Linked DNA regions of Homo sapiens: region 2 is linked to region 1. Evidence: read pairs that join two places in POLR2A ChIA-PET (ENCODE). Cell type or tissue: GM12878. All regions are shown on one strand. Links, peaks and the distances in the headings refer to the core of each region. The heading gives the core; the rest is flanking DNA.

Region 1 (15,213 bases), core at 7,119-11,118:
TTATGAATAAAACTCCAGGTCCAAATGCATCACCTATGAATTCTACCCAATTAAGGAAGAAATAATACAAATTCTACACAAACTCTTCCAGAAAATAGAAGAGAAGGAAATATTTATCTGTCCTTTATCAAGCTAGCTTTATTCTAATAACAAATTAGGTAAACATAAGAAAAAAGAGATACATATCCCTCATGAACATCATAATTCTAAAAAACATTTTTTTTTTTCTGAGATGGAGTCTCATTCTGTCTCCCAGGCTGGAGTGCAGTGGCGTGATCTCGGCTCACTGCAACCTCCATCTCCCAGGTTCAAGCGTTTCTCCTGCCTCAGCCTCCTGAGTAGCTGGGATTACAGGCATGCACCACCACACCCGACTAATTTTTGTACTTTTAGTAGAGATGAGGTTTTGCCATGTTGGTCAGGCTGGTCTTAAACTCCCGACCTCAGGTGATCCACCCACTTCGGCCTCCCAAAGTGCTGGGATTACAGGCATGAGCCACCGTGCCAGGCCATCAGTTCTAAAAAACTTAAAAAAAAAAATCATCCTTTAGTATGTGAAACAGATAATATATGATGTCCAAGGGCGGTTTATCCTAGGAATAGAAGGTTGTTTCAACTTTAGAAAAATCAATCCATGTAATTCAAGCAGACTAAAGAGAAAACATATATGATTATCTCAATAGCTGATAAAAAAGCATTTGGCAAAATTTAATATTCATGCATGATTTTAAAAAGATAAAATGCTCAGCATTCTAAGAATAGAAGGAAATTTTCACAATTAGATATAGTGTGTCTACAGCAAACCTAAAGCTATCATACTTAATAGTCACATATTGAAAACTTTCTTCCTAAAATTAAAAAAAAAAGCAAGATATCTCCCCTTACCACTCCTAACCAGTATTGTACTAGAGCTCTTAGCTAGTGAAATAAGGCAAGAAAAAGAAATAAAATGACATACAGATTGGGAAGAAAAAAATAAAACTGCCTCTACTTGCAAATGACATTGACTATACAGAAAAATCCCATAGGATCTGTAAGAAATGTTATAAAAATTTTAATTTGGTTTAGCAAAATTTCAGGATAGAGGTCAATATACAAAAATCAATTACATTTCTATATACTGGCAATGAGTAATTAGAAAATGAAATTTTAAAACCAGTATCATCTACAATAGCATCAAAAGCTGAAATATATAGCTATAAATCCAATAAAATATGTGCAAAATCTCTATGTTGAAAACTAAACAACACTGACATAAAAAACGAAAGAATATCTGATGCTGTGAATTTGGTCACCTGGTTCCAATTCCATGTCTTCCTCTTTACTTACTATGTAAATTTGAGCAGTTTCTTTAGTTACATTGTATTCCTCTTGCTCATTTGTAAAATTAGACTGATAGTAATAACTACATAATGAGGTAATGTTACAATATGTGTCTAATAGAGCACCTGGCATATCATGAATGCTCAATAAATGTTATCTCTCTTTATTTTTATTAAAATGACAGTGTGTATAAAGTCAGTATTTTACTGATTTTGCCCAATGTTGTTTCCACAAGGGTGGTTCTTTTAAAATAAATCATATATGTCATGCTTTTGCATATGTGGCAGTCATGAAAATGCACCATGTTGGTCTGCTGCTTCAGAAGCATAACTGACTTATGGCCCAACTGCTGTCCTTTGTGACGCACCACCACCTTTATGCTAAATCCATGCTTCCTGCCAGCTCCCCCGAGCCAATGACTCAGTGCAAATGCCTGAGTTTCCCTGGCAGAAGCTAGAGGAAAGCATAAAGAGGTGAGATGTGCTAGAATGGATATATTATGTGAAACCTGGACACTAACCAGAGGAGTATGTCCCACAGGAAGGCCCATTCACCAAAACATCAGGCCTCATCTATGTTCAGTGGTTGCTGTCACAGAGCTAGGTAATTAATATTCATGAGGATAGTAAGGCCTCAGAATGAGAGACCAAGTGGCCAAGCTTAACCACTAGAAACCCAGAGTCCACAGTTACTGTAACGACCGGGAAGATCAGAGGCATCAAAGGGGCTTGACCTTCAAGGAGGTGGAGGGATGGATACTGGAGCATGGCATTCCCACAGGCAAAATAGATAAGGGCAAACAAGGCTGACGCTTAACATCTACAACGAGAAAAGGCAAGAAAGGAGGGGCAAGAGGCTGACAGCAATTGCCCCAGTAAAAAGTCAGGATACTTTCCTCAATTCTAGGAACTGAGCCAATTTTCAGGTCCAAAATCCATTGACTAAAAAGACAGCCAGGTCCCTAAGAATAAGTACCCTGCAACACTGCAACAAGTTTATATCGAGATGACTTGTCCCATCCTTCCCTAAAGGGACCCACGACCATTTGCTTAGGTGACTGTATGCCAGGGAAAGGGAAGGTCTAGACTATTGCACACAAGTTCCGAGTTGACCTTGACACCCGGACCCCTTGTTGAAGTGGGGCCTTATAAGAATCAAGTAATGAATGGAGTCCTAGCTGGGTCTGGCACAGAGTGGGCCCACAGAACCTGTAGACTCACCCAGGAAGCATTTCTCCATTTCCATGTATCACTGGAATGAATGTACTTGGCAGTTGGAGTAAACCCTATATTTGTTCCTTGGTCAGTGAGGAAGTGCTATCATAGTGGGAGAGGCCAAATGGAAACTCCGAAACTGTCCCCCAGGCAAGATGGTAAATACAAAATAGGGATTGGTCGTCTCTATCATATCTCTTTTTAATTGCTAGTCTCCCCCAGCAGGAAGTGGATGGACTCTGAAGAATGACAACAGATGAGTACAGTTTCAATCACATGGTGGTCGACTGCGGCTGCTGTGCCAGAGGTGGGATCACAGCTGGAGCACATTAAACAGGCCGCAGGCCCGTGGCATGTGGTTGTCTATTTGGTGAATGTGCCTTTTCTATCCATATTAGAAAAAAAGATCAGGAACAATTCACATTCACGTGGACAGACTCCAATATTCATTTATTGCTTTGCCTCAGAGCTATCTTAACTCAGCTGCCCTTTGCCATAATAGTCTGAAATAATCTAGATCACCTGAACCCACGGAACATCAAACCCATCCACTGCATCAATGACATCATGTTCATTGGCCAGAAGAAGCAAGAGGTGGCTAGTATGCTGGAGGTCTTGGTAAAACACTCATGCTCCAGAGAGGAAAAGATGAATGAGGATTTAAGGAATCCAGTGGTTAGGTTCATGCTGGAATATTCCCTCCAAAGCAAACGATAAATTGCTGCATCTTATATCTCATACCTCAAAAAAGAAGTGCCTGGTAGGCCTCTTTGGGTTCTGAAGGCAACTCATGCCACACTTAAGACTGCAGTTCCAGGCCAGGCGTGGTGGCTCACGCCTGTAATCCCAGCACTTTGGGAGGCCGAGGCGGGCGGATCACGAGGTCAGGAGATTGAGACCATCCTGGCTAACACGGAGAAACCCCATCTCTACTAAAAATACAAAAAAAAATTAGCCAGGCGCGGTGGCAGGCGCCTGTAATCCCAGCTACTCAGGAGGCTGAGGCAGGAGAATGGTGTGAACCCGGGAGGCGGAGCTTGCAGTGAGCCAAGATAGCGCCACTGCAGTCCCGCCTGGGCGAAAGAGCCAGACTCCGTCTCAAAAAAACAAAAAGACTGCAGTTCCAGCTCACAAATTGGGCAACATGATTATTGGCAGCTTTGAGTTGTGCCTGAAGCACAAAAAGGCTAGAGATGCAGGTCTGTCACCTGTGAAAGGGGAGGGAGAAGGAGGGTTAGTTAGGAAGAGTCTCAAACTGCAGTGCTGTCCTGCAAAAGTCTCAGCCAGCCCAACAGAGAGCTCCAGAGCAAAGGCTGCCTGTTGGAGAAGTTCCATGATGAACAGAAAGGGCCAGGCCCTGGCACGCCCACTGTGCTCATTAGCTGTTAAAGGTCTGCCTAGGAAAAGCATGGCCTCAGCTCAACTGCTGTGGCTAAGCAACCAGAGGCACTGCAACCAAGGCCATCACCTAACTGCACCCTCACAGCTAATCTACAAGTTCTTTCTTGAAGGGAGATCATAATAGCTCCATATCCCCATATTGGAGAGAATTCTCACTCTGCATTCTGCCAAGGAGCTGGTGTGTGTGTGCGTTTGTGTGTGTGTGTGTGTGTGTATGCACACATGTGACAAAGGTTTATTTAACTTATCAATGAATGAAGAAGGAGAAGAAAAATTACTATATATAGTCAATGAACAAAAAGAATGCTGGAATAAGACTGCAAGTGAAGTTGAAACTGGTAAATTATAAAACAACACAACTATAATCTGTAGGATTTATATTTCCTACTGGACAGAAATGAATTGCAACATAATGATCCTCCACAAGTTAACATTAACTTTACAAGAGTCTCACCTTCATCAATAGCAAATAATCAAAGTAACTTTCTTCCTGTAAAACTTCCCAACTGGGGGAACATTTGCCCTCTCCTCACCCCAGAGATATCTGACAATGTCTGGAGACATTTGTGGCTATCGCAACTAAAGGGATGAAGGTGTGCTACTGGTGTCTGGTGGGCAGGGGCCAGGGATACTGCTAAATGACCTATTACGCCCTGAACAGCCCCCACGGCAAAGAATTACCCAGACCAAAATTTCAATAGCGCCAAGACTGAGAATCGTGTACAGATGACACTTTTGACAGCTTATTAGGCAATGCTCTAGTATGACACCGAAAGGGCGTAAGAAGATCTTTAATGTTTCCTTCTGCTTTCACTTAAATGTAAAATTGGGATAATGATATATCGAAGCAACTTCATTTACGGTGAAGGATGATTAAATAAAACAATTGTGGTTGATTGTATTTTTACAAAGATGATGCACAAATATATATCCCATCCCACATGCTCTTCTTCTGACGTGACACTGACATTCCTGTATTGAGGGGTGGAGGCTATGTTCCCTTCCCTTGAACCTGGGTAGACGTTTGCAATTACCTCTATCAACAGAACACAGCAGAAGTGACATTTCCTGACCTCTGAGGCTGGATCATAAAAAGCAACACGGCTTCCTCCTGGCTCTCTTTCTGGGGACACCACCTTGGATGTTCTGAGCCAACATGAAACAAGTCTGGCTATGCTTGAGAAACCCTAAAGAGGGACTACATAGAGACAGAGAGAAGCTCCCACCCCAGCCTGTCCAGTCTTATCAGCTCAGACACCAGACACGGGAGCGAATGAGGCTTTACAATAACCCCAAGTACTGTCTGATTGCGATCTCATGTGAAAGAAGCCTCCAGGCAGAACCACCCGACAGAGCTCCTTCTGAATTCCTGGCCCATAGACACCGTGGGAGATAATAAATGATTTTGTTGTCTTAAGCTTCTATATTTTAAGATGATTTGTTCCATAGCAACAGACACTAAAACAACCATACAAAAATAGTCCTTAGCACCCTGCATGGAAAGTGAGTTAACTGGTCACTCTTGTGGGGTAGTTTTAGTATTTTTAAGTAATATTTATGTAGTATTTTTACTGTTTCCGTGCGCAAGAGGGCACACTGTCCGTTGACAGCCCTCATACATGGAGGTGTAATTTTCTAATCAAAGCACCAGGTGGAGCCAACCCCTAATTTTTCACTGTCCCTTTCAGAGGGTGAACTTGACAAAATGGAAAAAAGGCTTCAGAATCAAACTAGCATGTTTAGGGCGATGTGTTAGAGAATGCTCAGTATTCTAAATTCTCAAATTCTAAAACACAAGGAAGCTTATTTTGATGAATAACTCATCCCTAGGCAGGGTGTACGCACAAAAAACAAGAAAATCCTTTTTTTTCCTTTGTTAAATGCAACAGAGAAGGTTATGCTTTCTTTAAACCCTGAAAAGGAAAAGAGATCTGCCAGCCTATGATTTCTAAACAATACTGTACTTAATTTTTGCCATTATCTAGACACATAGCTAATGCAAGTCTCTGTTTGCTGTTTGCTTCTGACAGTAAGACAATATTTCTGAATACTGATTTATGGGACTCAGATAACATCTGTACCACAATTTTAGCTTAAACATTTTTAGGTTTACATGTTTTCTAGTCCTTTATTTTGTATACACGAATTTAATGCTCTAGTGGCTGTGAAAATGGGCCATGATTCCGATTGCAGGAAATCTGGGAACCAAATCCCTTAAAATGAATTGGGTGAACCAAATACATTGTATCTCCCTCTTGTCAGAGAAATTCAAAGCAGACTCTACCCATCAGCATTCACTGTAACCTGAGCAGGTTGGCAACCCGTCCTTATTATGATGATCTGCCAGTGCCTATGTAACTCCTGAAGGCTGATGCCTCTACCCTGAGATGGCTCAAGGATGGTTAGGGCAATAGAGCAGTGGTCTTGAGAATAAAGATGGTTTTGTGATCCGCTTATCTGATTAGAGGTTTATACTATAAAGTCAAGGCTTCATAGCCTGGTAGGGGATAAATCAAATGTCAGAAAGGATGGAGGCAGCTTGAACTCTGAAGAGCTGATTTTCTGAGGGTATCCTACAACTTTGACTCCACCCATACCCTAGCTGACCTGTCATCTTGCTAATTAACCACAAGAACTGAGGGAGAAAGTAAGGTGTGATCAGCTCAAGTAAGGCGTGATCAGCTCAAACCCTATCTATCTTATGCTGGGACTAACACAAAAGAAAGCCAAACACAATTATATGGTAAATCAGTAGAATCATGTTCCTACCTAACGTGTGTCTGTCAGGGATGAGACTGATTCCCATGCTTAACTTATGGCCCTGTCTCATCACTTTGTGCTCATAGAATGTATACGTGACATATTTTTCTTTGACACACTAGTACTGGCAAAGGCTGTCTTCTTTGGCTTAACCACAAATTGTGGAGCATGAGAGCCTCAGAACATCTCCAATCTCTCCCAGCTAGTTTCGGAAATTCCCAGGGACAATTGTGCACATGCTCTCGAGAAGTTCCCCTGGATCCTCAAAACAGCCTTGTGAATCCACAGTAGCTATGGTGACAAGCCTGCTGCAACTCTTTAGAGGGTACTTGGCTGGGTCCCACAGTCACTGATACTGACAGCAGGATTTTCGGGTCACTACTAAGCACTTCCCACAAATGGCCATGACCTCATTCCATGCACTTGGTAGCCTGTCAGTGCAGTGGCTAGAGTGTGATGAGGTAGGCAGGGAGGCAGCCTCTGTCCCTGTGACTATTATCCTCCATTGCTAGGCTGTCTTCTTGGGGCTCATCTCCTTAGGGTCCTTTATCATGTCTATGAGGGCCTGTTCAGGCATACAGCAGTATGAGCAGCCATTCGTACTACCCAGTCTCTCCAAAAATGACGAAAAACCATGTTTTGTGGCCCAGATCTGTATACTCTACCTGGGGATGACTTCTTCCTCATAAGGCATTCACTCCTCAGGCAAATAACATACCATGGTAAGCCCACCCTATTGCCCTTGCACCTCCGATGCACCCACATTAGCAGGCTCAGCCCATGCTAGTTCCCAAACTGACCTTGGATTGTTCAAGCAACTTTAAACCCAAACCTACAAAGCTGGTGTGCAGCTCACAGTTTGATGACTATGTAAATTACATCCTGAAATGTCTCTACTAAACATGTGACTGGACACATCTGAATTTACAATGGGCACACGGCATCTTGGTTTCATAGGTGAAAGACTCTGAATAAGTACCTTTTTGGCAATAGTTCAATCTGAAGTGGATTAAGGCAAGATTTAGAATCTTTAAGCAGGGTAGTACTTTTTTCAAACGGGCATGTTTCCAAGGGATGGAGTCACTGGATGGAGTTTCCCAGCATGGCAGCCCTTCTCTGGTGGAGGCAGCTTGCTGAGATCAGGAGGGATGTTCAAAGCAGAAGCCGGCTCGAAGGTTCCGCTCATTTTTATAACAAATTAGCATAGTTCACACCCTCCCCCTCTACATGCCAATGTTAGAATGATCTCATAGGCAGGCCAACTCCACCCTTTTCTGTACCTCTAGACTTCCATTCAACTCATAGAGCTATGCCTTCTTCCTGTACTTTTGCCAAACCAGGCCTTGCAAAATTATTCCATCAGTCATGGGTGCTAATGAACTGGATCAGAAATTGACCACCTGGATACAGAGAGTTTACTCAAGGATACCGGAGTCATCTTTTCCTTACCTGGCCCCTTTGCTCACATTAGTTCTCTCGTCTCTTTAAAACAGTAATCAAACTGGCCGGGCACGGTGGCTCACGCCTGTAATCCCAGCATTTTGGGAGGCCGAGGCCAGTGGATCACCTGATGTCAGGAGTTCAAGACCAGCCTGGTCAATATGGTGAAACCCCATCTCTACTAACACAAAAATTAGCCAGGCGTGGTGGCATGCGCCTGTAGTCTGAGCTACTCGGGAGGCTGAGGAGAAGAACCACTTGCACCTGGGAGGCAGAGGCTGCAGTGAGCCGAGATTGTGCCGTTGCACTCCAGCCTGGGCGACAGAGCGAGACTCCGTCTCAAAAAAAAAAAAAAAAAAACACAGTAACCAAACTTTGCTTCACTGTGGTTTGGTAAAGTGGAGCAGGTGTCTACCAGTTTTTCATGCAACCTGCCCAAATGGCCCTTTCAAACTCTAATGGTGTGAGAAGCTCAGCTCTGGTAGGGGAGTGTACATTTGGTATTTCTCCCCTGCTGCTTACAAGTTCAAATGCTCTGTGCACTGACAGCAGCAGGAGGAGGAAAAGTTAAACATGGTGATGTTTACTAGAGGAATCTGTCCTCTGTAGTTGTAATTAAGAGGTTTGCTAGACCATATGGGACTGCTGACCAAGTACTAAAGCAGCTATGTCAAACACAACACCAGTGGTTTTATTTACAGCCAGGAAACCAGTGTGTTTCACGTGCTATCCCAACAGGGACCATCTCCACATCTTTAAAGAACAATGTGCCGATAAAAGAAGTAGAACGAAGGATTGCAGCCCCCCCAGCCCCCCTGAGCCTCTCTGCCTTCTGGTGACAGAAGCATTTTAATCGTCACCACCTGTAGAAAATGTTCTCTTCCTGGTTGCCTAACCCGGAGATCCAGCAGTTGGAATTCCAGACAGGAATTCTATAGTGTGGGATGGAGAAGTATTTGGAGATGATGTGGTCGCAGTTATCTCTCAAGTTATTCTGGAGAGGCCATTTTCTCTCTTCCTATACTTGTGTTGCCCTATTCCCAGTTTTACTTCACAATGTTTTGAGGCATGTCTATGAGGCCCCAATCCTACACCCACGTAATCTCTCTCTACACTGCCTTTCTCTCCCTAACCCTGCGGCTACAGCTCCCCACACCAGTAGGCTCAGCCCACACTAGTTCCCAAACCAACCTGGGATTGCGTAAGCAACTTTAAACCTAAACCTACAAATCTACTGTGAAACTCAGAGTTTGATGACCGTGCAATGACCCCAGTTCCTGGCTGCCATGTTACATCCTGAACCCTTACTACAGATTTAACTGGGATGGGATATCCCCGAGGTATCCATCAGGATCCAGCATCCATAATAATAGTTGCTCTCCATGGGGAATTTCTGCTAAAAGCAATCCTCTAATCCTGACAACAGAGACTTTCACCATCTTTGTCTTAAAAGATGAGGATGCAGGGGCCTGAAAGAGGCTATGTAACTTCCCCAAGTCAGTGTCAAGCTGGGACTGGAAGATGAGTATTCTAAAAATTATACACTGTGAGCTGTGATTCAGCCTCGAGGGACTCTACTTGCAACCACTGTCTGGTCTTCCAGTTTGAAACTTGTTCTGAGCTTCCTCTTCTACCTGAGTCTCCAACCAGGTTCCTCCTTGAAAACTGAGTTAGCTAGGTGACCAGGACCCTGTACCCCAGGTTCATCTCACCTGGCTTTCTATCGTTCACCAGAATTTCTTACTGCAATGTTCCCCTTCTCTTGGGACACATGACTGCTTAACATAGGCTTTTAATGTGTGGCTCCTTGTCTGTGAGAGTTGGGAGCAAAGTAGGCCACGGGCATGAGGAAGGCGATATTGTAGCAGCCTTGCTATCAGGGTCAACATGGTGCAGGCAGGCATTCGGTCCTCTGCAGCCCTGTAGGGCTGCAATGCGTACCCTCAATGACTCTCAGCACACACGTGTGCACACACCACACACACAACCCGATACACACATGCACACACTCCACACACACACACACACTCAAACATACCACACACACCACACACACAACCCGATACACACATGCACACACTCCACACACACACACTCAAACATACCACACACACAACCCGATACATATCACATACACACACTCCACACACACACACCACACACACAACCCAATACACATCACATGCACACACTCCACACACACTCACACAAACATACCACACACACCACACAACCCAATATACACACACATATACACACCACATATACACCACACAACCACATACACACCACACACATCATACACACACCACCCTAACACACCATACACACACAACCCTAATGCAGCAGCAAGTTGGAGGACAGAAAGACACATACATATACACACCACACACATATACACACCACACACACAAAACCCTACACACATCACACAAATATACATATACACATCACACACACACCATATACATACACAACCCTACACACATCACAAACCTATGCATACATACACATACCATATATACCCACACACACAACCACATACACAGCACACACACAACACATCATACACACACAACACATACACACGACCCTACATACATCACACACACATGCACATATCACATATGCACCGCACACACCATACACATACACATCACACACACGACTCTATACACATCACACACATAAATACACATATACACACCACATACGTACCACACACAACATACACAGCACACAGCACATGCATCATACAAACACATACACACACATACCACATACATAGCATATACGCTACACACACATACACACATGCTATGCACGCACATAGACACACACACACCCTTTCTTCCTAGATTCCCAAGTCTTACACTGCACCGCCACCTCTCCTGACAGGCATAGAGGGCTGACTGTATTGAAGCCCGGCTGCAATGAAAAAACCTGGTTCCCTTGGTGGCTGTGACAACAGCATCATCAGGCATCTAACCAAGGCAAGTGCTGCAGTCGATGTTCCCGAGTATTCCTCTCTAGATATAAGCTCCTTTGCTTCTGAAGCAATCTCAAAACTCCTTTACAGTCTGGTTCAACAAATTCCCACACTTGTACAATGTTTAGTCCATAAGTACTGAACATCAAAGCCAACAGAAAACCCTAGGCGTAGGTCTGTCTATTCAGAGATTATCTCAGTTGACAGCAAGTGAATTGACCCATCCAAACCACTGGGTTCCATGACAAATTCTTCTCCAGTACCTAATATCTTCGGGATAACGCATTCATTCGCTGAACAACTCTTTGCTGATTGCCGGTGTTAGGTCACTGAGGGAGACACACATCTATGACTCATGTGACCTCAGCCCTCCAGGACCTACCTTCCAGTTTGCTGGGTGTCATAGCAGATGCAGTAGGCAGACTGCTCGGACCAGCTCCACATCCATCCTCCATTCACAAGAAAGGCTTCTTGCTGTGAGTATCTGCAATTCTCTGCTGGGGGGATTTTCTTTACTGGCCAAGTGTGCCTGCCCTGAATGCAGGACAAAATGGAAATGCTCAAGAATGATTTTCCCTGGAATCCCTCAAATAAATAATGGGCAAGGCATTGGTGAATACACATTGGAGCCTCCCTGACCTTGGCTGGGATAACTTTGTTCCACATTGCCTCCAGTGGGATTGAGGTCTAGTCCTCCATATCAGTAACTGAACTGATAATTCATCCTTAATTGATTTTCTTTGCCTCCCACTTTTACTAACCCCCTCCTCCACTGATGATTACTGGGATCACCTCTCAGCTAAACTACTCAGATTTGAATCCTTGTCTCAGAATCAGCTTTCAGAGGAACCCCGACTAATTAAAGGGCTAAAATACATGTATAGATAGTTATAATTCTAGAAGAAATGAGGTAGATGACATTAGAGTGCTTTATTTAAAATCCTGTAAGAGTTCACAGGAAGAGTAAATTACTTTGAGTTCGGAAATTAGAAAAGACTTCTTGGAGGACAGTCCTTAAATGGGGAGTAGGATTTGGGTGTTCAGTGATGGAGCAAAAGACACTCTGAGTGGGGTTGGGTAAGTGGAGGCATGACAGCAGGAATTGAGTATGGCATGTTTGAAAACAGTTCAGTCTTACAGAAGCATTTTATAAAGGAAAACAGCAGCAGAGGAGCCAGGTAAAGATAGATTTTAAATCCTAATGCCAAGGTCAGAAATGTTTATCAAGCTATCTAGCACAGCTCTATCCAATACAAATTTCCAGAATGATGGAACTGTTCTAACAATGAGTTGTTCAAAATGGAGGCCACTAGATACAGGTGGCTATTAAGCATTTGAAATATGGCTAGTGCCACTAAGAAACTGAATTTTTAATTTAATTTAATTTAATTTAATTTTAACGAACTTAAGTAGTCAAATGGCCAAGGACTGCTATTTTGGACAGTAGATTTCCGGGCAATGCAATATGACAGGATCAGAAATATGCTTCAGGATAAGTAATCAGAGAACTGACTCTAAGATCATATGGGAGGTGATCTGAAGATAGAGACCGATGATGAGGCAGAATCAATAACTGGGTAAGTGTCGTTTCTTATTAAAGTTGAAAATGAAAATATTTTCTTCAAATAAAAAAACAAACACATAAATAAAACAGATGAAAGTGGAGCTAACCTTGCTAAAATGAGGAGAAGTCCTTGAGGAATCTCCCTGGAAATCCCAAAAGCTGCTCAGAACTCAGCTCATTAACCACTAGGCCAAGTCAAAGGTGGTGAAGAGTTCTACCAAGGTAATAAAAATGAAGAGGAGGAATAAATCTGGGAGACGTGATAGAAGTGAAGTTAATCTCTCTTAGCAACTAATTACGTATAAGAAGTAAGCCTTGAATATCTGCACATTTATTCTCTTATTCACCTAAGCCCAAACCCTGGTGTTATCCAAAATTCTTCCCCATTACTCAGTCATCACAAATATATTCTTCCCCATTACTCAATCGTCACAAATATACGAGGTGAACAAGAATAAAGCTTATTGAACAAAATTAACATACACAGTGTGACATAGATAGTATTGAGAAAAATCAGGACTCACATCCAGGTTCATTGATGAAAGGCTTTCCCTAGGGTTTCCTGCCCACCCCCAGGATAATGCAGTCATAGGAGCCAAGGTAGGGGCCTTTACAAGTAGGGTTGTCAATCAATAGTTTTAAACACAGCAGCAAGTTGGGGGAGAGAAAGACAAATGGATATTAAAGTTGGGAGTTAATTTCAGTTAGAGTTAAGGGAAAGAAGGTAGGCTCTCAGATGTCAGACTGCTAGGATTTCAGGGATATGGTAAACAAATGAAGTATAAAAAAAGTGAAGATGCAAAAGTGAAGGCAATGAATATAAACTACTCTTTAGCTCTTTGGTAAATGGAAGAAAAGGATGGAATACCCTGGGAATACTCAGCAACCTGCTTGCTGACTTGCATTTTCTTCGTCTGTGAAATCTTAAAGTATCAAGAACACCCAATGTCTTTTCTTTTTTCTTTTTTTTTGAGACAGTTTCTCTCTTGTTGCCCAGGCTGGAGTGCAGTGGTGCAATCTCGGCTCACTGCAACCTCCGCCTCCCAGGTTCAAGCAATTCTCCTGCCTCAGCCCCCTGAGTAGCTGGGATTACAGGCATGTGCCACCACATCCAGCTAATTTTGTACTTTTAGTAGAGAGAGGGTCTCTCCATGTTGGCCAGGCTGGTCTCAAACTCCCGACCTCAGGTTATCTGCCCACCTCGGCCTCCCAAAGTGCTGGGATTACAAGCAAGAGCCACCGCGCCTGGCCAACCCAATGTCTCTTCAAAGAAAGTCCTTGGTCATCTGTCACTTTACTTAGAACTAAGTGGCCTCATCATCAGATTGATAGGACCAGAGGTAAACCACTGAGGGAGCCATCTCTTTTAGGCTTACTTGTGAGAATGGAACAGCCTGGTAGAAGAGCTCTTCCCAATAGAGGCAGGGTGCACTGATGGCCAATTGCCCAGGGAACTCGCCCTCCCCGTCAAGGAGTTGGAACCCCCCAAAGACACCAGAGAGTTGCAGGTAGCAGCAGGGAAGGTAGAGGCAGAGACATAAATGGGGGATCACTTTGTCTCCTCCAGTCACCTGAAGCAGAGAACAATAAATTTATTCCCTGAAGAAACAAGATGACCAGATGCGTGGAGCTTCATGGTGTCTTGAAGGATGTTGCATTCTCCGCAAAGCTTTGCTGAAAGTGGTTGAGATCTTGTCTTCCTTATCTTCTCTTGCATCCTTATGAAAAAAACAGAACACAACATCTGTCTTTTGCATCTGAAAGAACATAGCCAAGGCATGGGATAGTCCTGAAGACAGTGAGGCGAAAGTCTTGATGCCCTTCAAAAAGTAATCCTAGAAAATTCTCATAGGGCAAGCCTCTTTCAAAAGATTCTCTAATGGCCATAGGTGCAATGGTCTCATTTTTGAGAAAGTACAGAAATTTTAGGTTTACTCACAGACTCTGGAATAGTGCCCTCTGCCCTACAGAATAGCTTTAACAAACAAATAAACAAACAAACAAACCAGAGTCTTGCTCTGACACCCAGGCTGGAGTGCAGTGGTGTGATCATAGCTCACTGCAGCCTTGAACTCCTGGGGTACTACAGACCCACACGTCACCATGAGCAATCCTCCTGCCTCAGCCTCCCACAGTTCCGGGATTACAGGGATAAGCCTCCATGCTGGGCTTGGAATGGCTTTATTTTAAAGAGACCAAGGTTACAGATAGCTGAAAAGTACAACTTCAGTCCTTTGCAATCTTTTCTAAACATAGCAGGCTGAATCTTCCCTTTTAGTACTGGAAAGATAAATTAATGAAAAGTCAGTACTTGAAAGAGAAAAAAAAATCCAATGACTCTGGAACGGAAAGCAACCTTGGAGATTATTATCTGAAGTGTATCTCTTCCAAAATTTATATGTGGAAGTCCTAACCCCCAGTTCTTCAGAATGTGACTGTATTTGGAGATGGGGTCTTTAAAGAGGGAATTAAGGTAAAATGAGTTCATGCAGTGGGCCGAAATCCAACCCGACTGGTGTCCT
Region 2 (15,213 bases), core at 10,005-14,004, 380 kb after region 1:
CTTAGAGGGCACACAACCTAGTGAGACACCACCTGGGGCAACCAAAGGAATGCTTGCATTACCCCTCCTCAACTACAAGCAGTACAGCTCACAGGTCGGGGAGACACTTCTTCCCTCTGTTTGAGGAGAGGAGAGTAGACAGTGAAGAGGACTTTGTCTTGCAACTTGGGTATCAGCTTAGCCATACTAGAATAGGGCACCAAGCAGAGTCATGAGGTTGCCATTCCAGGCCCTAGCTCCCAGCTGACATTTCCAGATACACCCTGGGCCAGATAGGAACCTGCTGCCTTGAATGGAAAGACCCAGTCCTAGCAGGATGCATTGCCTGCTTAGTAGACAGCCCTTGGGCCCCAAATAGTCAACAGTGGTAGCCAAACAGTACTTACTGAGGGCCTTGAGTGAGACTCAGAGCCATGTTGGCCTCAGATGTGACCCAGCACATTCTGAGCTGTGGTGGCTATGCGGAGAAACTCTTACTCAAGGAAAGGAGAGAAAAGAGTAAAGAGAACTTTGTCTTGCAGCTTGGGTACCAGCTCAGCTACAGTGGGATAGAATACCAAGCAGCCTCCTGATGTCCCCAATTCCAGGCCTTGGCTCCTAGATGGCATTTCTGGACCTGCTCTGGGCCAGAGGGAAGCCCACTGTCCTGAAGGAGAGACTAAGTCCTGACAGCATTCACCACAAGCTAACTGAGTGATATGGCTTGGCTGTGTCCCCACCCAAATCTCACCACAAGCTGAGTTAGATATGGTTTGGCTGTGTCCCCACACAAATACTCCTATAATTCCCACGTGTTGTGGGAGGGACCCAGTGGGAGATAATTGAATCATGGGGAGCAGTTTCCCCCATACTGTTCTCCTGGTAGTGAATAAGTCTCACGAGATCTGATGGTTTTATCAGAGGTTTCCACTTTTGCGTCTTCCTCATTCTCTCTTTGCCTGCTGCCATCCGTGTAAGACAGGACTTGCTCCTCCTTGCCTTCCACCATAATTGTGAGTCTTCCCCAGCCACGTGGAACTGTAAATCCAATTAAACCTCTTTCTTTTGTAAATTGCCCAGTCTCAGGTATGTCTTTATCAGCAGCATGAAAGTGGACTAATACACTGAACCTTGAGTGAACACTGGTGGCTGGAAGACAGTAGTCCCTGTGGGCCTAGGGCAGCTGTGGCCACAAGGAAACAGTTCTCTGTTTGAGGAAAGGGAAGACTGGGAGGGATTTTGTCTTACAGCTTCGGTGCCAGCTTAGCTGCAGTAGAATAGAGAGCACCAGGTAAATTTGTAAGTTTCCCAACTCCTGGCTCTGGCTCCCAGACAGCTAGGGGAGAACTCACCCCACCCTAATGGGAAGGACAGAAGCCTGACTAGATTCACCACCTGCTGATTGTAGAGCCCTTGGGCCTTGAGCAAACGTAAGTGGCAGCCAGGCAGTGGTCACCATGAGCTTCAATCAAGACCCATTGTTATGCTGGCTTCGAGTCTGACTCAGCACAGTCCCAGCAGTGGTGGCCACAGGGGTGACTATGTTATCCCTTCCCCAGCTCCAGGCAGCTCAGCACAGAGAGACTCCATTTGTTTGGGGGAAAGTAAGGGAAGAGAACAAGAGTTTCTGCTTGCTAACCCAGAGAATTCTTCTGGATCTTACCCAAGACAACCAAGGTGGTGACTCTACAAGTCTGCAAGAGCCACGGCATAACTGGGCTTGGGATGCTTCCCAATGCAAACATGGCTACAGTGAACAAAGACTTAGGTCACAATGCCCAAGTCCCTTCCAAAACTTGGAAAGCATTCCCAAGAAGGATAGGTACAAACAAGCCCAGATTGTGAAGACCATAATAAACACCTAACTCTGCAATGCCCAGACACCAATAAACATCCAGAAGTATCAAGACCATCCAGGAAAACACGACCTCACCAAATGAACTACATAAGGCATCAGAGACCACTCCCAGAGATATGTGACCTTTCAGAGAGAGGATTCAAAATAGCTGTTTTGAGGAGGCTCAACAAAATTAAAGAGAATGAATTTGAAACCTATCAGATAAATTTAACAAAAAGATTGAAATAATTTTTTTAAATCAAGCAGAAATTCTGGAGCTGAAACTTTCAACTGACATACTGAGGAATGCATCAGAGTCTCTCCACAGCAGAACTGATCAAGCAAAAGAAAATTAGTGACCTTGAAGACAGGCTATTTGAAAATACGCAGCCAGGGCTGGGCGCCATGGCTCACGCCTATAATCCCAGCACTTTGGGAAGCCGAGGCAGGCAGATCACGAGGTCAGGAGTTTGAGACCAGCCTGGCCAACATAGTGAAATCCCGCCCCTACTAAAAATACAAAAATTAGCTGGGTGTGGTGGCACGCACCTGTAGTCCCAGATACTCGGGAGGCTGAGGCAGGAGAATTGCTTGAACCCGGGAGGCGGAGGTTGTGGTGAGCCGAGATGGTGCCACTGCACTCCAGCCTGGGCAACAGAGCGAGACTCCATCTCAAAATAAATAAATAAAATAAATGAAAATATGCAGTCAGAGGAGACAAAAGAAAAAAGAATAAAGTACATCTATAAGATCTAGAGAATAGCCTCAGAAGGGCTAATCTGAGAATTACAGGCCTTAAAGAGGAGGTAGAGAGAGAGATTAGGGTACAAAGTTTATTTAAAGAGATAACAGAGAATTTCTCAAACGTAGAGAAAAGTATCAATACTCAAGTACAAGAAAGTTATAGAACACCAAGCAGATTTAACCCAAAGAAGACTCCTCAAGGCATTTAATGATCAAACTCCCAAAGGTAAGGGACAAAGAAAGGATCCTAAAAGCAGCAAGAGAAAAGAAACAAGTAAGATACTCAAAAGCTTGAACATGTCTGGCAATCAATCTCTCAGTGGAAACCTTACAGGTCAGGAGAGGGTGGCATGGCATTTTGTTGTTGTTGTTGTTGTTGTTTTGTCTTTTGTTTTGAGACGGGGTCTCGCTCTGTCACCCAGGCTGGAGTCTGGAGTGCAATGGCACGATCTCAGCTCACTGCAACCTCTACTTCCCAGGTTCAAGCAATTCTCCTGCCTCAGACTCCCGAGTAGCTGAGATTACAGGTGTGCACTACCATGCCCAGCTAATTTTTGTATTTTTAGTAGAGACGGGGTTTCACCATGTTGGCCAGGCTGGTCTCAAACTCCTGATTTCAAGGGATCCACCCGCCTTGGCCTCCCAAAGTGCTGGAATTACAGGCGTGAGCCACCACACCAGGCCTTTTTTTTTTTTTTTTTTTAAGATGGAGTCTCACTCTGTTGCCCAGACTGGAGTGCAGTAGCGCAATCTCGACTCACTGCAACCTCTGCCTCCCTGCAACCTCCACCTCCCGGGTTCAAGTGATTCTCCTGACTCAGCCTCCGAAGTAGCTGGCCTTACGGGCGCACACCACCATGCCCAGCTGATTTTTGTATTTTTAGTAGAGATGGGGTTTCACCATGTTGGCCAGGCTGGTCTCGAACTCCTGACCTCAGGTGATCCACTGGCCTCAGCCTCCCAAAATGCTGGGATTACAGGCGTGAGCCACCACGCCCGGCCATGGCATGGCATATTTAAAATGCTAAAGGAAAAAAATTTACCCTAGAACAGTTTATCGAGCAAAAATATCCTTCAAACATGAAGGAGAAATCAAGACTTTCCCGCTAGGGGATTTAGTCAACACCAAACCTGTCCTACAAGTGATAAAAGGAGTTCTTCAACCTGAAAGAAAAGGACATTACTGATAAGAAACCACCTGAAGGTATATAAAAAGGTGCTCAACATCACTGATCATCAGAGAAATGCAAAACGAAACTACAATGAGATATCATCTCACCCAGTTAAAATGGCTTTTATCCAAAGGATAGACAATAACGATTGCTGGTGAGAATGTGGAGAAAAAAGGAACCCTTGTACAGTGCTGGTGGAAACACTGTGTACATAAATTAGTAACACCACTATGGAGAACAATTCGGAGGTTCCTTTAAAAATCTAAAAATAAAACCACCATATGATCCAGCAATCCCACTGCTAGGTATTTCCCCACCTACCCCCCTAAAAAAAGGAAATCGATATACTGAAGAGATACCTACATTCCCATGTTTACTGCAGTACTATTCACAATAGTCAAGATTTGGAAGCAACCTAGGTGTCCATCAACAGACAAATGGATTTTAAAAATGTGGTACATACACACAATGGAATCCTATTCAGCCAAAGAAAAGAATGAGATCCTGTCACTTGCAATAACATGGATGAAACTGGAGGATGTTAAATAAAATAAGCCAAGCACAGAAAGACAAACTTTGCGTGTTCTCACTTATTTGTAGGAGCTAAGAATTAAAACAACTGAACTTATAGAAAGTAGAATGATAGCTCCCAGAGGCTGGGAACGGTACTGAAGGGGCAGGGAGTGGGAATGGTTAATGGGTACAAAAACATATTTAGATAGAATGAATAAGATCTAGTATTTGACAGCACATCAGGGTGATTACAGTCAACAATAACTTACTGTACATTTATAAAAATAACTAAAAGAAAATAAAAGAATTATAATGCAAAGGATAAATGCTTGAGGTAGTGAATACCCCATTTATCCTGATGTGATTATTATGCATTGCATGCCCGTATCAAAATATCTCATGTACCCCATATATGTACCTACTATGTACCCACAAAAATAAAAAATACATACAATAATGTATTGTATATTTCAAAATAGCTAGAAGATTTGAAATGTTTCCAACACAAAGAAATGATAAATGTTTGAGGTGATGGATATGCTAAATACCCTGCTTTGATCATGGTAAATTATATGTATGTATTGAAATATCATATATACTCCATAAATATGTATGATTATTATGTAACAATAAAAATAATAACAGCTAACTTTTAAAACTCTGGGATAAGAACTGTAAGAAAATGCTTTGCACATATCATCTAATGGCCAAATTGTTATTCAGTTTAACTAAACTGTTCTGTCATACACTTCTGGTATGCCACACTCCTTGCTGCTAATAGGGCTCAAAATCTATTCATCTATGGTATTGGTAATCATCTTATGACAAATATAACACGAAATAGAAAGTCACACACATAGTTCATCTCTTGTTATTTTAATAAAGCAGCTTTTAGTTCAAGTTAGAAAATTCCAAAGACTTAGCTTAAACAAAAAAAGGGGAATTTACTAAAAGCTACAGAGGTGTCTGAGAGAGCACGGGAGGAAGCGCCCTTACGAGGGACAAGCACTAGGAGAAGGTTCTCGTGAACTGAGGTCATTTGCTCAGCATTATCTGTTTCTCTCTGCACAGCGGCTCCATTTTCCTCTACGCTTCTCTCTGTAGATTGCTCCTCCTCCCCCCAGCTTTCTAAAACACAAACCTAGAAAAAACACAACGTAGAATCTCTGCCCTAAACTGAATTCAAGTGTCAGCCCCAGGAGCAGGTACAGTGAACATGGATATAGGGCCTATCCCTGAGAGGACATGGATGTTTTTATTTATTTACTGTAGAGATAGGGTCTTGCTTTGTTGCCCAGACTGGTCTCAAACTCCTGGTTCAAGTGATTCTCCCGCCTTGGCCTCTCAAGGTGCTGGGATTACAGGTGTGAGCTGCCACTCCCAGCTGACATGGGTGTTTTTTGAGATTTAAGAGGGGAGTAGAGGGAACAGCCTGGAAAAAGATCCCCAGTAATGATATCTCCTCTACCTTTATTAGACAATAGGCTCTTGGAGGACAGCCTCTATCACAGGAGCCACCCCAAAAAAAAACCCAGACAGGCAATTATTTTGTTAGATAATGTCTAACCAAAACTTTTAATCTTCTTGGAATCTGCCTCAATTCCTTTAAAACACAGGCCTGACCTTTGATAAAGGTCCACACTGCAAAAAGTCCTCCACCTCTAGAGCAGAGGAACTACTTAGTCAGGGCAAGGTGGGGTCACAAGAAGATAGGCCTGACCTTTGGTCCATACTGCAAAAAGGTCACAGGCCTGATCTTTGGTCCACACTGCAAAAAGGTCACAGGCCTGACCTTTGGTCCATACTGCAAAAAGGTCACAGGCCTGACTTTTGGTCCACACTGCAAAAAGTCCTCCACCTCTAGGGCAGAGGAACCACTCAAAGTCGGAGCAAGGTAGGGTCACAAGAGGATAGGATTCATATTTTCCCTTTCAGGGAAAGGAACACCTGTAAAAGTAAGGCAAGTTCAGAATTATTATCCAGTGGAACGATTCTAGTTAAAGGTATGTGATTATCACACTGCACCTTTCATAAGAGGGATCATTCGAACTTCAAAATCTGCTGAGGAGTTTTTAGAAAACACAGATTGCCAAGAGCTCATCCCAGATATCCCAAAATCAATCTCCAGGGATTGTGCTTATTCATTTTTTTTAAGCTCCCTAGAATGATTGCGATGGACATGCAGCCTTGGAAAAGACAAAAAGCAGTGAAAAAGAAGCATGAGTGCTGCTGCCAGTGAATTGTGGAGACTGGCCAAGGAAAAGAAGAAAAAGATTAGCAGTGGGGTGCCCATGGGGGATAGACAGAACAACAGTTGACTACAGAACCTGAGAAGACTCCACTTGAGAAAAGGCAGCTTAATGCAAAAATCAGTATTTACTAGTGAGACGGTGTAGGTATGTATGTAAGGGGAGCAACAAAGAAACTGGCCAGACATTGCTGATGAGTGGAGCAATGCTGCAGGAGGACCATGGATATGATGACCAACATAATGGATAGTCAGAAGTGGACATAAAGAATGACTGTATCTTGCTCCAAGTAGAATTGTATTATGTCTGGTTAATAGAATGTTTAATACAGCACTTATGCATTCAGAACTCGTTCTCTTTTATACAATGAGTGGAAGAGAAGACAAGTGCAAAGTTATGTAATAGAAAATAAAGCATCACCCTTTACATGATATTGGTAAGAGAGCACCAAATAACAGCAGAGGGGTGTGTATGCAGGTGTGTGTGTTGGGAGGGGGAGAGGCACCTGTATAACCATAAATATAGACCAACCTAATCCGGACTCTGGGCCCTAATGACTAACTTCTCCCAGGTGAGCATATGTATTTTGGGGGACAGGGGAATGAAGGAAGTAAAACCACTAAAACCCAGGCAGCCTTCTTCTGAAAAAGACTTACCCATTGCACCCTGCATGCCTACAGCGGACTTCTAACAGAAGTATAGCTTATACAATTCCCAGACCCAAAGTGCACATATCAGAAACTTCTTAACTCTTATTCTATGGGCATGGGTCTGGAACCATGTCCTGGGATTTAGTAAGACAGAAACAGTAGAGAGTGAAAGAAGAAAGGAGAGGTGAGGGGCAAAGTACAGTCCACAATATACTGATTGTTAAGATGGGTTTTGCAGTTTTTCAGCTTAAAAGGAAGTTTATGTCTTGCTTCAGTATCGCATTGTATGCCAGAATAACTAATCAGCAATAGAGGGTGTGTATTCTGAGATAGGCAAAAGAGCACTCACTTCTGTGTGCCAATAACTAAGCATTTGTTCAAATGATGAATTTCATGAAACACACTGTAAATTGTTTTCTATGTAAGATAAACATGCTGGCAGCAGAAGGGTTGTGATAGATGAACTTGAGTGATGAACCATCACTATCAACACACCACAAACCCAGGGGAGAAGTGTAATTTCACCTTCAATTACACAGTTATCAGTTCACACAGTGCTTTTACATTCAATCACTGTGCTTTTACACGACCCATCTGAATGAGACCAGCAATCATTATTCCCATTTTCTAAATAAGAAAATAAAGGCACACAGTGACTCATGACATTGGAAGACAGCCAGCTACATAAGACAGAGCAATGAATCTTAACAGCGTATCAAATTTCTCAGATTTTCATGGTGACAGTATGACTGAAACACAAAGCACTATCTAGAGAATGAGAATACGATTTTGCTACTTGCTGTAGTCTGAATGTTTGTGTGCTCCCAAAATTCATATATTGAAATTTAATCCCCAATGTGACAGTATTTGCAGGTGGAGCCTCTGGGAGGTGATTAGGTCATAGGGTGGAGTCCTCATGAATGGGATTAATGCATTTATTAAAATAACACCCCAGAGAGCTCCCTCACTCCTTCCCCTTCTGCCATGTTTGGACACAGTGAGAAGACAGACATCTATGAACCAGGAAGCAGGCCCTCACCAGACATTAAATCTGCCAGTACCTTGATCTTGGATTTCCCAGCCCTCTAGAACCATGAGAAATAAACTTCCGTTGTTTATAAGCCACCTGGTCTATGGTATTTCTGTTACAGCAGCCCAAACCGATTAAGACACACTACCCAAGGTATTTTCAGTCCAAAAGCCCAGGTGCAGTATAACTACAAATTCTGATCTTTGTAAATTGTGGAATCATTCCAGTGGAGTTATATAATCTCACCTTCATGATAGTATCTAAGTAGCTAGTTGACTGGCTCACTACCAATTTCACATTTATAAAAAGCTCTTTTCCATTTTCAATCTTATTACCTTATTTCCATTTTATTCTGAAGGCAGCAAAGGCTCATCTATGAGACAGTATGTCCAAATCCTAAATGTAGACTAAACCAAGTAAGCCAAGCTCTTCTAATTCTTAAAATTCTCCCTCTATTGTACACACCCCTTTCTCAATGACACACTAGGCAATGCTAGAAGTTATTAAGCCCCTGGAGTTACCACTATCAAATCAATACAAATTTGAATCATAGTACCTCCAAATCCAAAGCTTTTCTATCCAATAATCATAAGACATTTCAAGTTACCTTTTAAAATCTCTTCTCTCCTCTTTCTGTTCTCTTCTTCTTCTTCTGGTGATCACAACACTGCCATGGATCCAAATATCATCGTTATTATAGATGATGAGGACCAAATTTTCTGTTTTTTTGGAGATGGAGTCTCGCTCTGTCGTCCAGGCTGGAGTGCAGTGGCACGATCTGGGCTCACTGCAAGCTCCGCCTCCCGGGTTCACACCATTCTCCTGCCTCTGCCTCCCGAGTAGCTGGGACAACAGGGGCCCGCCACCACGCCTGGCTAATTTTTTGTGTTTTTAGTAGAGACGGAGGTTCACCGTGTTAGCCAGGATGGTCTCGATCTCCTGACCTCGTGATTCGCCTGTCTCGGCTTCCCAAAGTGCTGGGATTACAGGCGTGAGCCACCGAGCCCGGCCCGAGGACCAAATTTTCATCCATACTTTCCACCTTTCCTGAACCTCAAGAGGGAATTTCTACCTGGCTAGTTTGAAGACATCTCAAAAACAGTGAGTGAGTGAGAGAGAGAAAGAGAGAGAGGAGAGAGTGCACGCGCATGTGTCTGCTGTCTGTCTCCATCCAACAGCTCTTTGGGAGAACTACATTCTCTCCCCATCTCTATGGCAGAAAAGAGTTCTTCTTCAGCATTTTGTTCCCACTTTATCTTATCCCAGTGCTATAGATTCTATTTTAATAAACCCTCTCACATCTGTTTCCTTCTCTACACTCCTAGTGTCATTCTCTATCCTAGATCACATCCTTGTATCTATCAACTGGATTGTCCCCATAATTTCTTATATCTCAGAGGCATGTTAGACTGCAATGTTCTTCCATGAATCCTAACTCAGTAACTTATTTCCGACTTCGGCAAGTTAACCTCTATGTGCTTCAGTTTCCTGTTCTATAAAATGTGAATAACAGTACCCATTCTCAAAGGGTATGTGGTAATTAAAAGTTAATACATGTAACAAGCTAAAGTGAATGCCTAAAACATAATAAGTACTCATCAAATATTAGCTCTGTTACCATCTCATAGGCTCCAACCTCCTCCCCTCTAAGGCAAAGAATACAGATATGAGACTACTACCACTGTAACTAAGAATTTTAAGTATTATTAATATATAACTTTTAGATCGTTCTACAATACTATTACCTCAATATGACCTATTTTGGGTAATTGCTTTAGCACCTCATGCTCACTTTCATCCTGCATAGTACTGACCACCTTCCCTATGAGAAACAAGTTTCTTAAGGAAACGAAACGTATGGTTTAATCAGTTTTCCAGTGTGTTCACTATGCCTTAAAGTAGCACCTGGCACAAAGTAGATACTCAAAACAAATCAACTATTATTCTCCCTGTCCCAACCCCACTCCCAAAACTATCAAGATTTAATTAATTTGACCAATTGATTCATTACAGAGCTCAATGTCTGCTCTGAAGAGTCCTACTATATAACATAGTAGCTACTGTATAGCAAAAGCTGCTGGTGCCCTTTCACAAAAGTACCAAACAACCCTCAACCAAACTGACCTGAGATGTACAGAACATTTCAATCAATAGCAGAAAAAAACATTCCTTTTGATTATATATGGGACGTTCACAAAGGCAAACCATATACTGGCCATAGGTGGTGGTTCATGCCTTTAAACCCAGCACTTTAGAAGGCTGAGGTGGGCAGATGACCTGAGGTCAGGAGTTCGAGACCAGCCTAGCCAACATGGCGAAACCCCATCTCTACTAAAAATACAAAAATTGGCCAGGAATGGTGGCATGCACCTGTAATCCCAGCACTTTGGGAGGCCGAGGCGGGCGGGTCACCTGAGGTCAGGAGTTCGAGACCAGCCTGGCCAACATGGTGAAACTCCATCTCTATTGAAAACACAAAAATTTGTTGGGCATGCAATCCCAGCTACTTGCAAGGCTGAGGCACAAGAATCGCTTGAATCCGGGAGGCGGAGGTCGCAGTGAGCGGAGATCTTGCCACTGCACTCCAGCCTGGGTGACAGAGAGAGACCCTCTCTTAAAAAGAAAAAAAAAAAAAAAGATAGACCATATTCTGTATCATAAGTCCCATTAAATGTAAGAGTAAACCCTCCTAAATTTTATCATACAAAATACATTGTGTGACCATAAAAAAGTCAAATTAGAAACTGATAACGAAATATCTGGAAAAGAACAAATATTCAAAATTTAACAACATACTTCTAAATAATCCATGGTTCAAGGGAGAAATCACAAGTGAAATTAGAAAATATCTTGAATTGAATAAAAATTTAAACGTCAAAATCAATACTTACAAACAACTATTAAACGTCGGCCAGGCATGGTGGCTCACGACTGTAATCTCAACACCTTGGGAGGCCAAGGCAGGCGGATCACGAGGTCAAGAGATTGAGACCATCCTGGCCACCTGGTGAAACCCCGTCTCTATTAAAAAAAAAAAAAAAAAATACAAAAAATTAGCCGGGCGTAGTGGCGGGCGCCTGTAGTCCCAGCTACTTGGGAGGCTGAGGCAGGAGAATGGCGTGAACCCGGGAGGCAGAGCTTGCAGTGAGCCGAGATCCCGCCACTGCACTCCAGCCTGGGCGACAGAGCGAGACTCCGTCTCAAAAAAAAAAAAAAAATACAAAAATTAGCCGGGCGTGGTGGCAGGCACCTGCGGTACCAGCTAGTCAGGAGGCTGAGGCAGGAGAATCAGTTGAACCCGGGAGGTGGAGGTTGCAGTGAGCCGAGATCGCGCCACTGCACTCCAGCCTGGCAACAGAGCAAGACTACGTCTCAAAAAAAAAAAAAAAAAAAAAAAAAAAGAAACAATTATCATTAAATGTCTATTTTCTTAAAAATAAGAAAAGTCTAAAATCAATAACCCAAGATTTCCCCATAAGAAACTTGAAAAAGAAGTACAAATTAAACTCAAAATAAGCAGAAGGAAAGATATATAGATATACGCATAAACCAATGAAACAGAATATGGACAAGCAATAGGGAGAAAACAATCAATTAAACCAAAGGTGGTTCTTGGAAAAGATCAATAAAATTTATAAACCTCTAGTCAGGCCAATTACAAACAAACAAGAAAGGACACAAATAATCAATATCAGATCCTACAGGTGTTAAAAGGCTAATTAAGAAATATTATAAACTTTATCCCTGTAAATTATACAATTCAGAGTAAACAGACACAGTGCCTGAAAAACACAAACTCTGAAAGCTCATTCAAGAAGAAACAGGTAAGTGGAATAGTCCAATATCTAATAAAGAAACAGAATTTGTAGTTGAAAATCTTTCCAAAAAGAAAAGTCCCAGCCCAGATGAATTCTACCAAACATTTACAAAGAAATTATGTCAAATGTGACAGACACACTCTAGTAATCCCAATGAGTCAATCCTTTGTGTAATCTTTATATGACTCCTCCTCTTGAATGTGGGTAGAAACTGATCTGCTTCTAACCAACAGAACATGGCAAAGCTGGCCAGGAGCAATGGCTCATGCCTATAATCCCAGCACTTTGGGAAGCTGAGGTGGGCGGATCACCTGAGGCCCAGAGTTTGAGAACAGCCTGGCCAACATGGGGAAACCCCATCTCTAGCAAAAAATACAAAAATTAGCTGTGTGTGGTACTGCATGCCTGTAGTCCCAGCTACTTGGGAGGCTGAGGCACGAGAATCGCTTGAACCTGGGAGGCGGAGGTTGCAGTGGGCAGAGATCACACCACTGTACTCCAGTCTGAGTGACAGAGTGAGACTCTGTCAAAAAAAAAAAAAAAAAAAAAAAAAAAAAGAGGAAGGAAGGAAGGCCGGCCGGCAGGGCATGGTGGCTCACGCCCGTAATCCCAGCACTTTGGGAGGCCGAAGCAGTTGGATCACCTGAGGTCGGGAGTTCGAGACCAGCCTGACCAACATGGAGAAACCCTGTCTCTACTAAAAATACAAAAAAATTAGCCAGGCATGGTGGCCCATGCTTGTAATCCCAGCTACTTGGGAGGCTGAGGCAGGAGAATTGCTTGAACCCAGGAGGCAGAGGTTGCAGTGAGCCGAGACTGAGCAATTGCACCCCAGCCCGGGCAACAAAAGTGAAACTCTGTCTCAAAAAAAAAAAAAAGAAAAGAAAAAAGAAAGAAAGAAAGAACATGGCAAAGGTAATGGGATAGTTAATCCCTTTATTAGGTTATATTATTTGGTAAAGATGAAGGGATTTTGAAACTATAATTAAGGTCTCAATCAGTTGATTTTTAGTTATTCAAAAGTGAAATTACCTTGGGTGGGCCTGACTCAATTAGGTAAAAACCTTAAAAGAGGGATTGGGACCCTCCCTGGTGTCAGAGATTCAACTGGCATGAAGAGGTGAGCCACCTTGAGTCCTCAGTCACAAGGAACTGAATCCTGCCAACAACCACATAAGCTTGAAGGAGGAACCCAAGCTCCAGAAAGGAACGCAGCCAGGCCAACACCCTGACTGCAGCTTTAGGAGCAGAGGACCCAGCTAAGCCAGGTGGAGACTCCTGACCCACAGAAACTGATATCTAATAACTGTGCGTTGTCTTAAGCTGCTAAATTTATGGGAATTTGTTATGCAGCAATAGAAAACCAATATAGCAATTGTATGTAAATGCTTCCAAAAATCCAAAGAGACAGGAACAGTACCCAACTCATGTAATAAGGTCTGCATTAACACGATGACAAAACCAGACAAGGGTGTTTAAGAAAACCACAAGTATTTCTCATGAATATAAAGAGAAAAATCTTAAATGTTTACTAAATTAATTGCTACAGTATAGAAAATGGATAACATGTCATGACCAAAACAGGTTTATCTGAGGAATGGGTTACTTTCACATTCGAAATGCAACAAAATCCACCATATTAACAGACTTAAAAGAGAAAAAATACAGCCGGGCGTGGTGGCTCATGCCTATAATGCCAACACTTTGGGAGGCCAAGGTAGGTGGATCACTTGAGGTCAAGAGTTCGAGACCAGCCTGATCAACATGGTGAAACCCCGTCTCTACTAAAAAATACAAAAATTAGCTGGGTGTGGTGGTACACGCCTGTAATCCCAGCTACTTAGGAGGCTGAGGCACGAGAATCACTTAAGCCTGGGAGGAGGAGGGTGCAGTGAGCCGAGATCATACCACCACATTCCAGCCTGGGCGACAGAGTGAGACTCCATCTCAAAAAAAAAAAAAAAAAAAAAAAAGAGAAAAAGTGCATGACCATCTCAATACAGAAAAATCATTAAAAAAAAAAATCCAATATCCACTCCTGATTTAAAAAAAAAAGAAAAATCACCACAAAGTAGAAACAGAGGGGAAGTTTTCTTCCTAAACTTGATAAAGAATATCTATTAAAATCCCACAGCTAATAATTTATTTAATGGTAAAAGGCTAAATATTTCACTCCAAAAGATCAGGGAGGAAGGTCTGCTCTCACTCCTTTCTTGCAACATTATAAGGCCCTAGCCAGTGCAATGAGGCAAAAGCTAAAAGACAAATGTACACATTGGGAAGAAAAGGTAAAACTACCTTCAACTGCCTGTAATCCCAACACTTTGGGAGGGCGAGGCAGGTAGATCACTTGAGATCAGGAGGTTGAGACAAGCCTGGCCAACATGGTGAAATCCCATCTCTACTAAAAATACAAAAATCAGCCAGGCGTGGTGGCGCGCACCTGTAATCCCAGCTACTCAGGAGGCTGAGGCAGGAGAATCGCTTGAATCCTGGGGGCAGATGTTGCAGTGAGCCAAGACCGCGCCATTGCACTCCAGCCTGGGCGACAGAGTGAGATTCCGTCTCAAAAAAATTAAAAAAAAAAAACAAAAAGAATAACTTTATATGTCATACCTTAAAAACTTGATAAGAAGGACTTATCAAACAATAACAACACAAAACAAATGACATTTAAAAATAAAAAGGCAGCCGGGTGCGGTGGCTCATGCCTGTAATCCCAGCACTTTGGGAGGCCGAGATGGGTGGACCACCTGAGATCAGGAGTTCGAAACCAGCCTGGCCAACATGGTGAAACCCTGCCTCTACTAAAAATACAAAAATTAGCTAGGTATGGTGGCACATGCCTGTAATTCCCAGCTACTGGGGAGACTGAAACAGGGCAACCTTTTGAACCCAGGAGGCGGGGGCTGCAGTGAGCCAAGATTGTGCCACTGTACTCCAGCCTGGGCAACAAAGCAAGACTCCATCTCAAAAAAATAAAAATAAAAAGGCAAGCTACAGAATAGAAGAAAATACTTGCAAAACATATCTGATAAAAACAAACAAAAAAAACTTGTATCCAGAATAAAGAATTGTTTACAACTTGATAAAAGTAACACAATTTTTTAAATGAGTAGAAAAAACTTGTAAAGATGATTTACACAGAAGGTAGAAAGAATGGCAAATAACACATAAAAGATGCTGAAAATAATTAGTCATTAATGAAACAAAAATCAAAA

Evidence for each region. Peaks named below come from ENCODE experiments on the same cell type or tissue, not always from the same donor. Only the 100,000 strongest peaks of a DNase experiment are listed, where the experiment ranks them.
Region 2: POLR2A ChIA-PET joins it to region 1 with 5 read pairs; 4 of 35 experiments call an interaction of 5 or more read pairs at or near these places.

What each region holds. Positions count from the first base shown.
Region 1 is chr6:11,486,761-11,501,973 of GRCh38, reverse strand. It overlaps LOC105374928 (a long non-coding RNA gene), which reads right to left. Exons shown (of 5, transcript NR_187824.1): 2 at 14,263-14,409; 3 at 11,510-11,661. Among named protein-coding and RNA genes, the nearest start is that of TMEM170B, 43 kb to the left of the region's middle. RefSeq lists an enhancer at 9,850-9,969. In GM12878, for the core only: no CTCF peak of the experiment used is centred there; no DNase peak of the experiment used is centred there; H3K27ac peaks cover 3,073 bases.
Region 2 is chr6:11,113,345-11,128,557 of GRCh38, reverse strand. The region is part of intron 1 of SMIM13 (small integral membrane protein 13); the gene reads right to left. Among named protein-coding and RNA genes, the nearest start is that of ERVFRD-1, 9.2 kb to the right of the region's middle. RefSeq lists silencers at 1,326-1,526, 1,368-1,662 and an enhancer at 1,351-1,852. In GM12878, for the core only: no CTCF peak of the experiment used is centred there; no DNase peak of the experiment used is centred there.